2 separate regions of the Mus musculus genome follow, and region 2 is linked to region 1. A link is a loop called in an ENCODE intact Hi-C map of the cell type or tissue named here. Cell type or tissue: left cerebral cortex. All regions are shown on one strand.

Evidence for each region. A loop is a pair of places that touch in the nucleus more often than their neighbours do. Peaks named below come from ENCODE experiments on the same cell type or tissue, not always from the same donor. Only the 100,000 strongest peaks of a DNase experiment are listed, where the experiment ranks them.
Region 2: it touches region 1 in a loop (8-fold over the local background); 4 of 42 quality-filtered maps call a loop at or near these places.

What each region holds. Positions count from the first base shown.
Region 1 is chr5:131,814,941-131,822,940 of GRCm38, forward strand. The region is part of intron 4 of Auts2 (autism susceptibility candidate 2); the gene reads right to left. Among named protein-coding and RNA genes, the nearest start is that of 4930563F08Rik, 61 kb to the right of the region's middle. In left cerebral cortex, no CTCF peak of the experiment used is centred here; DNase peaks (open chromatin) are centred at 2,071, 4,627, 5,287, 6,520 and 1 more place; H3K27ac peaks cover 1,005 bases.
Region 2 is chr5:131,762,650-131,770,649 of GRCm38, forward strand. All of the region lies in intron 5 of Auts2 (autism susceptibility candidate 2), which reads right to left. Among named protein-coding and RNA genes, the nearest start is that of 4930563F08Rik, 110 kb to the right of the region's middle. In left cerebral cortex, a CTCF peak has its summit at 4,677; DNase peaks (open chromatin) are centred at 4,712, 5,105 and 5,390; H3K27ac peaks cover 1,320 bases.

The sequences.
Region 1 (8,000 bases):
GGCTGTACAGACAGCTGCAAACTGCAAGAACTCGCTCTAGCAGGGTTGGCAGGCTCAGGATGCTGCAAAGGCACCTGACTAGTTTGGAAAGTGATCAATCGTGCAATTAATTTTATCTTTTAAAAATACGCATTGTTTGTGGTGGACTGGGAAACATGTTTGACACACAAACCTGGCAAACATGAGTTTGACTCCCAGAACTCACATGGTAGAAGAGAACTGAACCCACAGAGTTGACTCTCAACTTCTGCGCATGCTTTATAGCGTGCACACGAGTGTGCATACACACACACACACACACACACACACACACACACATCTTTAAAAACTGAATGTATTTCATGTATGTACATGCGATTATACATGCATGTGTAGGTCAGAGGCTAACCTTAGCTAGGATTCTTCAATGGCTGTCCATCTTACTGGGCCTCACCTATTCAGTTAGACAGGCTCTCCAGCAAGCCTCACAGATCCACCTGTTTCTGCCTCCCCACTGGTGCTAAGATTACAAGCTTGAGATATTTATAAGGTTGAGCCACCTACTTTTTTTTTCTTTTTTCCCTTCTTTTTTTTCCTTTTCTTTTCTTCCCTTTCCTTTTTTTAATGTGGGTTCTGGGGATCAAACTTGGGTCCCCAGTCTTAATAGGCAAACACTGAACCAACTGAGCTCTCTCTCATCAGACCCTGACTACTGTCATGAGTCAGTGCGTTATCTCCCAGAAGCAGTTTTATCTGGGGAGCTAGGAAGGTCTTTGTGATACCTGCACAGAGCTGGGACTGAGGAAGCCCTTGGGGGATGAGGCAGCAGGATCACACCAGGGAGGAAGCAGGGCTAATGAAAGATACGCTGAATGACAGCAAAAGAAATTCTAGACGAGAACTCTTGACTAAACACAAACAAAACCAATAGTTGTTCTCTCTGGCCTCCTCTTTAGGTGTGGTAGTACATGACTACAATCTCAGAACTACTGAAGTGGAGGTAGGAAGATCAGGAGTGCAAAGTCAATCTTGAATATATATACGGTATTTCTTAAAACTAATATGGACACCTTTTTAGGATGTGGTGACACATACTACAAACTGTAAAGAGTCTTAACCTATAAATACTGAACCAGAATATCTTGCAGTGAGAGGTCTAACAACATTTTTACTGTGTGTGTGTGTGTGTGTGTGTGTGTGTTTGGTAGTAATAAGGATTTAATTCAAGATTTTGTACATGCTAGGAATAAGTTCTACCACTGAGCTGTGGCCTCAGCCTATCAATGGGGGATTCTAGGCAAGTGCTCTATGGCTAAGCTACATCCCCAGTTCTTTGTAGAGGGTTCTACACAAAAACTCTACTACTGAGTGACATCCACAGCACCTCACTGGGAGATTCTAACCATATGCTCTACCATGGAACTATGCCCCAAGCCCTCACTGGGAGAATCTAGGAGGCAGGTGCTGTCCCCACTGATACACACCCACAATCCCTCTCTGGAAAATTCTGGGCAAGAGGTTTACCACACCCTCAGCCCTCCAGCATGTATTCACTGTGGCCTTCATGGGACTGTGATATACACCAAAGTCTAAGAACCATTAATTTCTATTATTCAAAGTGACAGGGACTTCTATCCACAAATAATGCAAACATCTCTCTCTTATTCAGTATGTTGACAAGTTTAAGGTGAATCAGGACAGCAGAAGAACATTCCTAAAATACGATACACTTTGGAATTAATTCATACATCAAGATGAAAGTGGATCCTCTATTTTACTCATGTTCTCCAAGGAAGACTAGTCACCTAGAGTCTATGTGAGCATCTTTGCATTCTTCTTGCTGTTTTCTATATAGCTCTATCTGCAGGCATCAGTATCTTGATGGTGAACCCAAATCTTTCAACATAGCTCCCCCCACTTTTTTTTTTCCTCCACTGAAAAGTTGCTGTGAAATAGAAAATGAAGTTTTCACTGGTACCAGCCAAACCTACAAAGTGGCTCCTTTATGATGAATTCGTGAAAATATGTAATGTTATGAGAGAAGAGGAGGGTATTTACAGTGTCTAAGCTTAGCAAGGTAGAGCGGCGAGCCAAAGTATGATTTCGTTTTGGCTCCCAAGGCATGTGGCACACAAAATGTTTCTATAAAGAAAAAAAAAAATGAAGATTTGGTTCTGAGTTCAGTGAAATCACAATTTCCATTTGGCTGTTTTTGAGGCACTTGCCATTTGGAGCTCAAGGGAGTCACCGACCTCCTTCCAGCAGAGGGAGAAGAGTGATTCCAAGAGAAGACAGAGGTCAATGCCATGCCTAGAACTGGAGAGGCCAGGCTGGACCAGGTCACTGCTTAAGCCACCCAAACTCCCCAGAATGCGCTTTATCCCAATATAAATTGAATTATAAGTGTAATGTTGTTTTCACAAGCTTACAAAAGCATAGAGAGACCGCCATGCTCATAGAGCCATAGAGAAAGCCTTAAGCATATAACACCATAGAGGATCATGTGATAAAGGACCCGCTAATGGCGACCCTCCACAGTCTGCACACATGAGTATTGCAGGGTATGAATGCTGGCAGGCACTCTTCCTTATACTCAACCCTTGAACCTCAGTTGACTAAAAAAAAAATCTGAGTTCACATATTATTCAGAATTGTCTTGACAGTAACTTAAATGACTGTCACCCACCAAGTTCAAGTTTTCATAATTTCTGATTTTTACAGAGGCGAAAAGGATTCATTCACTCAATCAATACATACTTAGAGTATATGACATCAAGTGGTATACTATTGCTGTGTTAGGAGATATGACAATGGGAAAGACACAGGTCCTGTTTATGAGGACCACACGTGACAAGTACATGAATAACTGCCATCGAAGACAAAGTGTGAAAAATCCAGGCCTGGAAGATGGCAAAGGCACTTGCTGTCAAGGCTAATGACCTGCGTTCCATCCCCAGAACCAACATAGAAGGTCAGAACTGAGACCTGCACATTTTCTCTCGACCTCCACATTCCCCCAATGACCCGCCCCCACACACACAAGTAAATAAAATTGAATAGAACAAAACATCCTTTCCTGTTACTTACATAGACGTAGGTGAGGAATTCTGGAACTCCAAAGGAGCAAGAAAATGTATTTTAACAAGATCTCGCTGAGATGAAAGAATGTTAACACTTAAGAGCTGAGACAAAGGTAAACAACCCATTATGGAGTGGGATGAGTGTCTAGGGCCCTGTCTGACCCTCCCGGAGAATCCATAGACAGTTACCAGTTGCTAGCAAGGGAAGTGGCTCAGCTCTTATATCCCCACTCTTTCCAGAGTATCTACAGACAATTAACAGTTGCTGGAATGGAGGGGTGTCACAGGCTGCTCCCTGAGGATGTATGGACAGTTAAGGGGAAGTGGATCACGAGGCCCTGCCCCCTTCTTCAGGACCTCACCTGACTGCTCCGTGTTACTGTGGTGGAGTCATTTTCTTTGGTGGAGCAAGGACTGACAAAGAGCTTGTGCTCCTGTAAATAAGCCTTCACCATGCTCCTATAAAGAGCCCTAGTTAAGCTCATTGGAACACATACAAAAAGAAGGCATAAAAGTAGAAGAGTATGGGAGAAAGACGGGGATCAGAGAGAAAGAGGACAAGAAAGGGTTGTGGGTGGTGACTATTGTTAAAATATATTCATATACATATATAGAAATGTCACCTGAAATCTACTATTATGCATAATGAGTATGAACAAAATAGAGTGTAAACAGTCGTGAAAACAAAGGACATTTTAGATTAAATCTATAAGATATTTCAATGGTTTGTATATGAGTGGCACTATTAGAAGGTGTGGGCTTGTTGGCATAGGGTGTCACTGTGGGTGTGGGCTTTTAAGACCCTCATCCTAGCTGCCTGGAAGTCACTATTCTACTAACAGCCTTAAGATGAAGATGTAGAACTCTCAGCTCTTCCTGCACCATGCCTGCCTGGATGCTGACATGCTCCCATCTTGATGATAATGGACTGAACCTCTCTGAACCTATAAGCCAGCCCCAATTAAATGTTGTCCTTATAAGAGTTTCTTTGGTCATGGGATCTGCTCAGAGCAGTAAAACCCTAACTAAGACAGACGTGTTGGTGCTTAGAACCTAGAAACACGGTAAAGAAGGGTTCCAGTTTTGCTTATGCTACAACACAGAGGCCGTGCGGAAGAATGAGAAACAAAGCTGGAAAGATAGGAGCTATGTGAACGCTCAGTTAAGAGATCAGAAGGTTTGAGGGATCTGAAAGACTGTTGGTTAAGGAAGCAACATAACAACAGGTCGTTGGAGAATGACGACGACTTGGCAGCCGTGTTAAAATGGAATGGGACAGGGTGAGAGGCATGTCTGGTGACAGTCTAGAGAACAGGAGTGAAGCCTTGGACCTAGATGAGGACAAAGAGAAGCAGGGATGATGGATGGAGAGTCTCAGCCAAGATGGAACCCAAGAGCTATTGACTACACGATGGCTGTCATCTTTGGCAGACACGGAGGTGATAGATGTCCGGCTTCCGACGTGGGTTGCGCCGTGGCAGGAACTCAGCAAGACAGCATCTGCCAGCGTGTGAGTTCTGTTGTAAGTGATGAGTTGGAGAGCTGGCAGGACATCGGAGTGGTGAAGAGATTCTGGACTCTATCCACACAGAGAGGAACCATATGGCGCTACGAGAATCGGCGAGGAGAAAATAGAAAGAGTGTGATAGAAGTGGGCAGCTACACTCGGGAAAAGCACTGAACACTGAAGTCAAAGGTGCAGAAGCCAAAGGATAAAATGGTTGTCAAAAGAGTGTCGCGTCACCTTATGGTCATGGGCTGGGATTTGGAAATGAGATGGTGCCATGAATTGCACGTAGAGAAATCATAGTCAAGCAACGAAGGCAGAAAGATGAGCACAAGAAGCTTGCTAAGAGTGGGTGGGAAAGATACCCAGCGTGCAAACTGTGCTTTCTAAAGGACTTGTGGTAAAGAGATGGGAGAGTAGCTTGGGGAACTCGAAGGGGCATCAGGAGGTCAGCGGATGCTAAAATTTGTGAATGTGGAATGTTACTCTAAGTAGACGAGAGAAATCAAGGAAACAAGCAACAGCCGATTCTGGAGAAAGCTGGAAGGACCAGAAGACACAAAGCAAGGGATCATCTTAGACACAGGGGTGAACATGAAACTATTCAGATGAATGAGAACAAAGTAAGTCTGAGAAGGATCATAGGACTAGCATGCTTATTAATCCTGCAGGCAAGCTGGGGCAACTCTGTGAGTTGGTAATGTCGGGGCTCAGTGGTTATGAGTGTGTATTGCTCTTCATCTCCCAGCACCCACATCCAATGGATCACAGCCATTTCTAACTCTAGCTCCAGAAGAACTGATGCCTTTTTCTGGTGTCCATAGGCTCCTGTACTCAAGTGTACCTATCCATACACAGACATACATAACTGTGGACAGAGAGACAGACAGAGGCAGACAGACAGAGAAAGACAGAGACAGAGAAAGACAGAGACAGAGACAGAGACAGAGATGACTCATATAGCAGAGTGCTTTTGACATGGGAACTTAGGATAACTGGTTCATCAGAAAAAGGAAAAATAAAATAAAAGTATGAGAAAATCAAGAGTGTTTCCTTGTCACTGATGGAAATGGCAGGCAGTAAGTAGCAGTGACAGTCATCTGAGCTACTAAATGTCTGAATATACTAACAGTCATTCAACTGTGTGTTTTTAAAAGGCGAACTTTATGGCATCTGAGCCATCTTTCAATAAAGCTATTTTCCAGGAAAATAATATTTCAGGGGTAGAATTTATTATGAAAGTGTAAATATATGGAATGAGTTTTCTTTCCATACACAAAATTTTGTTTTGAAGGAGTTTGAAGACTCCTCAGACCATCCATCTAACACATAACAATATTTTAAAGGCAGTCTGTCTGAGGAGAAGGGAGAGGAGGAGTCAGAGGACCCTGTCATTACCCATGGCAGCATGTGCACTGGACCATTTGCTGGGTTGAGCTTTGCTGTGCAGAATTTTAATTAATACTGCATCCTGACAAGTCGCACTTAGGACTGGTTGTATACCTCACAAATGTAAACTCTTAGGTTCTACCATGGGCCTCAGAGCCTCCAATATCAAAAGACAGAATAGTCTATCTAATCCTAAGGCTCAAGAGATGGCTCAGTACGAAAGTGCCCTTGCATGATGACCTGAGTTCAAATCCCGTGCCCATATACAAAGCTGGCTTGGGATCCACTTGTTAGCAAGCCTGGCATTGTAGGAGACAGAGACAGGAAGATGAACTTCGAAGGTCAATTTTATGGTATGCAAACCATGTCTCAATAAAGTTATTTTTGAGAAAAATGAGGCTGCAGGAATAGAATTTATGAATGTGTAAGTGTAATGAATAAATTGCCTTTCCATACATAAAAAAATTTGGCGCTTTATGTCTGAGACTTGCTGGCTGCCAGCCTGACCGGAGCTTCAGTGAGAAAGCCTGTCTGAAGGCCCTAAGGAAGAGAGTGCTAGCACAGGGCATTTGATGTCCTGTTCAAGCTTCAGCACGGGAGCTTGCAGGTGCAAACACACAGGCACACACACCACAGAAAGACATACACCATAAATAAGAACAAAGGAGAAGCAAAAGAACACCAAAGTACGTTGTTACGAAACTTCTCTAGCTGGCAAGCAGCTGTGACAAAACTCTCCATACTGCTGAGTACAAACTCCAGGGCACATGGCAGCTGGCAGAGGGGATGGCAGCCTCTGTGGGGTATGATGAAGCCCAAGTCCCTCAAAATGATGGCCATGAGCCAGGCTACTGGAGCACAATTCTTTCAACACTCACTGCTACATCTCACATTCATAATCGGCTTCATCATGACTCTCCTAGTTAAAAAAGTCTTAGGTCTCAATATTTTCATTCAGGACCTTGAACATCCTCAGCAAGTGTTCTACCCCTGAGCTACATGCTGGTACCTCACTGGGGGATTCTAGACAGGAGCTCTATCCCTGACCACACCCCCTGCCCCTCACTGGGGGATTCTAGGCAGGGTCTGTATCAGATTTGGGGCAAGTGCTCTACTACAGAACCATGCTCTATTCCTTAACTAATCCATGCCTTCAGCCCCTCACTGTGGGGTTCTAGACAAGTGCTCTACAACTGAGCCATGCCCTTGTTTCATACCTGGTGGATTCTAGGTCAGTGCCTTACCATTGGCCTACATTCCTGGCACTCCTTTTACATTTAGTTTTGAGATAGGGTCTCATTATGTTCCCCAAGCTAGCCTAGAACTTGTAACCTTTTCAGTTTATCATCCTGAGTAGCTAACATGACGGGCCTATGCCACCAGACCCATTTCAGGAACACAGTTTCTACCATGCTCTTAGTAACCAACTCCCACTCTAGCATGAGAGAAAAGACACTGTTTCCCCACATACTGAGCCAAGGTGGTACTGGCTTCCTTGTCTGGTAGGATGGTAGTTCAGTTAAACCTCTACCAGTCAGCTGTAACATTAACCAACGTGACTGGTAGAAATACCAGCATTAAAATTTTGTTAGAGGAAAGTAAAGGGACGATAGCAAGAACTCCACAATGACCTTCTTTCGAATGGCTACCCTGGGGATGGGTGTCTCCCTTGATATCTCCTTGCTCCTGTCTAAGCAAGGAGAGCATGGGTAACCCGTCTCTCTGAAGAGTCGGTTGAATGCAGAGACAGAAGTATATTAAGGATGACATGAGGGAGGCCTGGCGGTAAGTTGTAGTTGTCAAATGGACTGGAGATGCCGGAAAAGTGTTTAAATGAGGGCTTCTCCAGATCAGGCTGGCCTGGGAGGTGTGTTTATAGGGGATGATCTTCAGTATGTAAACTGAAGCAGTCATTACTTCCTAGGTGGAGGGCCCTGAGCTGTATAAGGTGAGCCGAGGAAAAGCAAACAAATAAGTAAGCAAGTGTGTGCAGTCTTTGCATTCTGCTCTTGATTCTGGAAATATGATGACCAGACCCTTCAAGT
Region 2 (8,000 bases), 52 kb before region 1:
CTTTTTTTTTTTTTTTTTTTAGTGTCTCTCACTGGCCTTGGGTTCACTAAGTAGTGTAAGCTAGCTGGCTAGCAAGCCCCTGTCTCTGCCTCTCCAGCATTAAGATTACATGCCCAGCTTTCTAACATGGATGCAGGGATAGAAGTCTGGTCTTCATGCTTGTGAGGTAAGCCCTTTATCAACTGAGATGACTCCTCAAAGTAAGTTTTGAGACTTCTTTACGAATTAGAATCGAGACAACTAGTGATACATCCTAACAGAGACATCTTATTGTGATACATACATCTTATGGGATTGATCATACTGGAACAGCACAGTGATGCGGAACAGTTAGCTGTAACCGCCAGGCTATACAGAAGGTGTGGTGGGAAGAACTAGGACAGCCACAGAAACAAATAAATACACATGTCTATGACTAAAGAGACATCCACACGATTCTCTTGAGCACAGAACACTCTCCCAACTCTCATATGAAAGAAGTAAGAGTCTCTGGACAAGCACAGAACTCTGGCCAATCTCATGAAGCCCAAAGGCATCGACTCTGACACACTGGTCTATGGCTTGGCAACTCTCCTTTCATGGAAGCCATAAGACCCAAGATAGTAGCTCACCTAAGAGAATGGGGATATAGAACCAGGTGCTCAATTTCAGATGCTTCCAGTACTCCTTTCATCAGTCAAATGAGACTCCTTACCAATTAATTGAGCTCATGAAACATAAAAGGGTGATCTTTATTTCGTGTCTATACTTTCCCAAAACATATTAAAGACTGAAGAATGTTGAAGGAGCTAATTTCTGTCTTTGTTACGTTCCAGCTGAGTCCAGACTCTATAAAGTAAATGATGGAAAAAGACTGTGTGGCTATATATGAGCAGCTAAAGGAGGCAGCACACATAGGCAATGGACCCGCAGGCACACTCCTTTCAACTACGTAAATGAGTCCACATACACGTGCCCAAGTTTGTCCACCATGCCTTTTTCCCCTCATGTGTTCAAAAGAGAGTGAAGAATAAAACAGCTCTTGTGGAATACTACTGCCATCTTGACAAAAAAAACCAACAACAACAACAAAAATCAATCAATCAAACAAAAAACCACCATTGAGAATTGTAAGGCTGGAGACATAGCTCAGTAGGAAGAGTGTTTGCCTAGTGTGTACAAAGGCCTGGGTTCTACATCCAGCAATGCATAAACCAGCTGTAGTAGCAAACACACCTATGATCCCAGCACTTGTGGGATGAAGCCAGAAGGATCAGGAATTCAAAGTCATCCTTGGCTCCATAAGACACTTCACCCCCACCCCCACCCCCACATACTTTGGGTTTAATCATGCCTTTTACGCAGACAGCTATATGGAGAAACCAGGATACCCAGTGCAAGGTTATCTAATCCAGCCCCGCTACAGATAATGATTTCAAGACCCAATACCATCAGGAGGTTTGTCTATAGCCTGGAAGCTGGCTGGCTGCAAGAAGCTAGAAACTCGTCTTCAAGGGTTCCTCTCTGTGATCCACCACTGTGGAAAACAAAATGCTTTCACAGGATCTTACTCTTCATTCCATTTACCCCAAGAAACAAAAGTTCAGCTGAAGATATCTTGACAAATTCCCAACAGTTCCTACCTACATATAACAGATATGCAGGGTACCATTGAGATGGCTCAGCGGGTAAAACACTGGCTTCCACGCTGAAAGGTGTGAGTTCTATCACTGAAATCCACTTAATGGAAGGAGAGAACAAACCCCCATAGACCATCCTCTGTTTTGCACATGTGTGCCAAGGTACACATGTATCTACCACATGCAGAAAAAAATGTAATTAAAACATTTAAATCTGTGTATTAAAACCCAGGTTGTTCAGGGATATGAAGTGCTATAAACTGAAAAGAACACTGTACACAGACATCCAGTTTTACTTTGGCCTGAAAAAGCTATGATAGAAAGAAGAAAAAAAATAATAAGATTCAGGATTTAAAATAATTTCCAGTAGATATTTAATCTGGAGATGGCATCAATAGGAATGCTGAGTGGATATGGGGGTAATTAAGCCAATTCGAAACACGATAACATTGGAAGAATAATAAAATGTCATCTTAACCCAGACATAATATTGGAGGGGTAAGGAGAGGTTGATAGGCATTTTGGAAATTGAGACTCCAAAATGAGAAAGCTATTGAAACTCAGCCAACAGCTGTAGAAATTGTACCCCGAATGCTAGGAAATTTACAAATGGCTCAGAGATGTTTTTATGAGAAAATCAAACTGCAGAAGTGCAGAGGCAAGGGGAAGAGACTGCATATTTGTTGGAGCCCGGAAAGCAGACATTGGAATGGCTAGGGAAGACCCAGGTTGGAGCGCCAGACCATGGAACAGGGCTTCTACGCGCTCTCCTTATAAGAACGAAAACGCAACGCCAGCAAAATACTCAGTGCTTCATTTCTGCTCAGTGCTGAGTGAAGGAGCAGAGCCACAAGCACAAACCACAGTTCCCACTCTTTTGGGTGGTGGCTATTTGCTTTTGCTTCTGGGAGGGCTGGACAGTGATGATCCTTTTCCTGGCTGAAAAACTGTAAAACAGGAAAGCACATCTCAGTGGTCTCTCAATTGGGGTATGTCTTTGTGCTTTTGCGTGCGTATGTGTGTGCATTGAAGGGGTACGTGCACAGGTGTGTTTCCATGGTAACAGAAGCCAGAAGAGGATGTTGGGTATATTTCTCTATCACTCTCGGCCTTATTCCCTTGAAACAGGTTCTCTCACTGGACCTGGAGCTAGGTAGGTAGCTAGTAAGCTCTAGTGATCCTCTTGTCTACAGTCCTCCCACCTCCGTAGCACTGGAGTTATAAGAACATATGACCACACTGGTATTTCTATGTGGGTGCTGGGATCTGAGTACTCTTATCCACTGAGCCGTCTCTTCAGCCCTTGGATCAAGATGCAGCTGATTGACAAACCAAGGATGGAGACTGCACAAGCCATAATGAGGGCCTCCTCAGTTTCTAGAACATTGCTGAGGATGCACGGCCTTTAACAAGGGTAACACATGGCCTGGCAATCAAGCAGCAAGACTCTTCTGTTAGAAGCACAAAGCCACAATGCCTCGTCTCCAGTTTGACTTTTCAGCAGTTTCAAAGTCCTTCCTGAGCCAAGTGGAGAGTGCATGTGTGTGTGGTCTATGCTGGATTAGGAAAAGAAGCCATGGTTAGATCTCTTCCCTAATACATGAGTTGCATCATGACCAAGAACAACAATGAAAGAAAACCTTTTCTTTGAAGACAGTAGCCCAAGATGGTCTCCAGTTAACTATGTGGCTGAGGAAGGCCTTGAACTTCTGCTCTCTTGGCCCTACCTCCCAAGAGCTGTGTCTACATGCACCTTCCACTTTACCTGGCTTATGTGATGTGGAGGATGGAACCCGGGGTTTCCCAGCATGCTAAGTAAGAGCACTACCCACTAAGCTTTATTTCCTGACCCAGTTTCAGTGATAAAATATTACCCTGAGAGTTGGGAGGGCATGGGAGTTTGTAAGGGGGAAGCTGATATAATCTTTTTTATTATATTACTAATTAAAGATGTATTAAAAGTTGAAGATTAATAAACACATAAGTAAATATAGAGCAATAACAACAAGAAAATCCTGAAGGACACAGTTGAATGGGTAGGGAGGAAGGGTGCATTTGGGAGGAATTGAGGAAGTGAGTATGATCAATACAGATTCTATGAGGGCCTGAGTGTGGTGATGGACACCTTTAATCCCCACAATGGGAGGCACAAGCAAGCAGGAAGGCAGATCTCTGTGAGTTCAAGGCAAGTCTGCTTAACATAACTCTAAGACATCTAGAGCTACACCCTGAGACCTTGTCTCAAATACATGAAGAACAACAATCCATTGTACCAAATTCTCAAAGAACAAATAAAAAAAAAAGTGAGCAAAAATATTACCTCAGAAGCTTTGTGAATATTACCTCAGGTTAAAAAAGAAATACTATCCCTGGCCCCCTTAGGCCTGAAGAAAAGCTTTCCCCTGCAAATAGGAAAGGTTTGATACCTGGGAACAGCTGCCAATGGGGCAAATGGGTATCATCTATTACTTAATGGCTGCCTGCTCATTTTACAACGGCCCCACATTACTCTGATGTGTATGAATAATATGTTTAGATAAGGGGGTTGAAAGGATATGGTTTTAGAGACCTTTTAAAATCTAGTGCTTCTATCGAGACCTGAGTTCTGGGGTCCCTTGGGTCTTGTGCAGGACTCAAGGTCCTTGAGCTAGAGCACCGATTTCCTCTTGCCCAGTGTGAGTCTTGATCCAAGTAAACAAGTTCAGTTAACAGCTAGGGAGGGCAGGCACACACCCTGTACTCTACTCTTCCAAGAGCACGGTGGTACCATGTCACCCCATCTCCTACACCACAATACTAAGCATCACCCTGCATATAGAAATGACAAGGGACAGAGCCAGGAACGAGATTAGAGATTCCTTCTGATCCGCCATCCCTTGGCTCACACGGCCAAAGAGAAGTGGGTAGGTGGAGAGATTGTGAATTTAAATCTTGACATTAATTTCATAACCAAATGAGGGGTGTTACTTTACAGAGTGAGGGTGCTGCCAGTGTGAGAGAAAAGAAAATGCAGAGCACGGGTGCAGAAACACTATTGCTGCTACACTGTTCTCCTGACAGCGATGCTCCTCCAGCGTGGGATTGGTGTAATTGCTTAATTTGGGTGATAAGGGGGCCAAGTGCTGCCTCTTCCTTGTTCCTCATGACAAATGAAGAGACATCCCACATCCACGATGCTAGGTTCACCGCCTACTTAATTCACCGCCCCATTTCTCCCTTCCCAGGAGTCTTCCAGGTTCTCTGCTGCGAACACGAAATGCTGTTCCTCTGGCTGAGGATGCTTGCAGTGGGGGTCTCATCGGATCCATTCCACGGGCAAGTCTGTCTCCTGCATTTCAGAACGGGCTCTGCTTTCCCAGCCCTTTCCCAGATACTTTCACATTAATTAGTAAGGGTATCATTTTATAAATTATAGCTTCGTATCCGAAGAAAGCCGAGTTTATCTTAATTCAGTCAGCTGTGTGAAATACCGTACCCTAATTTTAGACTGCCGGTTCTGCGGATCCCCACGGAGTTAGAATGACAGGTCTTCCGGAGAGAATTCCCACCATGTCCCTCCTGCAAGTCTCACTTTTGGCTACAACAGCAGCCCCGGTGGGACTTGCTGAAGGGATCCCAGGATGCTGAGTGGCATCTACACCACCATTAGCAATTCATATTTGTATTCGAATCCTCCATGCGGTGCCAGCAAGCACCCTAGTGGGCTCAGGGGCTCCAGGGAAAGGCCCAGCCATGGAGCAGGCTGACAGGGCCCCTGCAAAGCTGGGAGGATGGTGTTCAGGTTGGTGATAAACACTACCCTGTCTCAGCTGGAAAAGGAGAAGGCTGGCAGACTTAACTACACGTGGGCCAGGCAGGCGCTGGTGCAATTAGAGGCTCCTGGGTCCCTGCTGGGAACCCCCTGGAGAAACACCCATGTTAGAGCAGGGATAGCAGAGAGGGCGTAGCTCCCAGTTTCAAAAGCCTTCATGATCTTCAAGATGCAAACAAATTACACCCCAGTGCTTAAGCAGGGGGTGTACCGTGCACAAAAAGACCGTGCCTCCTGCCCCCTGCCCACCGACTGATGTCTTACCCTTAGTCCTGCCTGTTTACTCTCCTCACACAGCCTGGGACTCAGTTGTTCATTTTTCTGGCTTTTTGCTGCTGCTCCCAATCACCTTGATCATCCCCTTCCAATATTTCTAATGACGACAACCATGCCATTCTAGAAACAACCAGAGCCTAAGGATCTAGATTAATGATGGTGGATGTCCTCAGAGACTCCAGGGCAAGGGACCTGGAATGGAGACCAGGTCTGGGGTAGTTCCTTGGAGATTCTGGGGTATAACCAAGGCCAAGAGCCTTGACTGAGATACTATGAAAAAAATAGCAATGAGGAATTTTTACCACCTTCTCCCACTACTGCAGGCAGCTGTGTCAATATGGAATCCACTTTACTTATTTATTTGAAATAGAGGCTCCCTATGTAGGACATGCTGGTGTGAAACTTGAAATTCTGCTGACCCAGTCTCCTAGATGTTGGCATGACAGGTCTATGCATTCAGGCTTTTGAAATAAAGATGCCTGGACTAGCGGGAGAGCTTGTTTGAAAGAGCTTTCTGTTCAAACATGACTTCAATGCCCAGAACCCACAGGCTTAGGATCCCAGTCCTGGGCAGGCAGTGACAGGACAGTTCCTACAGTTTGCTGGCCAGAAAACCTGGCCTTCTTAGTGAACTCCAGGCTAACAAGAGTCTATCCTAAAAATCATATAGGCAACACTTGGTAATGGCCTCTGCATGTACCTGCACACAGGTACACATGGACCCACCCTTACAGGAAACTGCACATATACGCAAGTGTGCACACAAAGACCTTGAATAAAATCAGCCCTCTTGTAGAAGTGAGGCCAGCTGTCGCTTTCCTGTAGAGCTCTCAAAATGGTCAAAAGGCTGCAGCATCTTCCTGGGTGCCAAAGGCGCCCCACAGAATTATGGAGGGTTTTGTCCTATGTCCATGTGACCTTGGAGCTAGCATGGGCAGCGATTGAACTTTGTATGCTGTCACGTATCCTGACACAAGTTGGCTGTCCAAAATACACAAGGTCCTACTTCTAAGGAGCTAAGATTCTCTCCTGGGGGTTGGAGGCAGGAAGCACTGACTTGTCAGTTAAACAAAAGAGCAGCCCGCAGCCCCCTACCCAGTGTGTACCTCCGCTGTCATCCAACAGCCCATTACCATGTCACAGCACGGCGCACCCTTCCATAGGTCACTTTGTTTAAAATGACATGGATAATGCACATGTCAGCAGGCTGACAGTCCTGGCCGTCCTTCAGAGATAAAAACCTCCAGGCGAGAGGCTGTTCTTATCTGGGGGACACGAGCTGGTCTATCATCTAAGTCAGGCGGAGCGTGATTTCTCCAGAGAGCACTTTTTTCATTTCCTGATTTTAAGGAAATCAAATAAGCACCATTTGTCTTCATCTGAATATGCTTGACCTGCTCAGATGATGGTGTCTCGGGTTTTATAACCGGCTACATATGCTGAATTCAAATTAATGACGGTGGAGAACAGGAGCCTTCAGATCTCTCCTGGAGGCTGTGGTGGAGGCGGAGGGAGAAAGTCCGAGAGATGGATGGGGAACGATCAGGCACGAGAACCAACCGTGGGATTCTGGGGAGGATAAGCCAGCAGGAAGGAGGTGGAAATCATGGAACGGGGCACAGGGGAAGGGAGGACTGACCGATTGCTTTGGGACCATGGAGTGCACACACTCTGAGATTCAGGTAAGTTTTTAAGTTACACAAGGCATCAGAAAAAAATGGAAAGACACTTGTTTGGCAGATGTCAACAGCAAGGAAGAAAAAAACACACCCATAAACCTTTTGCTTTAGTCAACAGAAAACCTACTTTACTGGTCCCGATTTTGATCTTCTGAAGGCTCAGAGTCTGGATTCCTTCTTCATCTGCGTTGATCTGTATACACTGAGGCTGGGCCTCAGCTTTCAGGTAGAGGGGAGACCTGCTGGGGAGATGCCCCTTCCCCAACACCCACCCACAGAAGACAGCAGAGCCCCCACCCCCAGCCCTGTCCACCCTGCCCTGTGAGGAAATTCTTAGCAGTACACCACTGACATTTCTACTAGGAAGCTATGGAAAAGTAGGAGGAAACAAGGAGGTCAGTCAAAGGCAGGTAGACATGACATTATAAATACACAGGAGGAAGTACAATCTTTCTACCATGAACCAAAAAAAAAAAATCAATTTCTCTTTAAAACTGTTTTTGGGGGTCTATGAAGTGAAAATCTGGTGTGACAAAAATGAGACATGAAGCAGCATGTTTCAAAGAGGAGGATGTCACAGATTTGGCACAGTGTATCTTATCATTGAAAATGTCA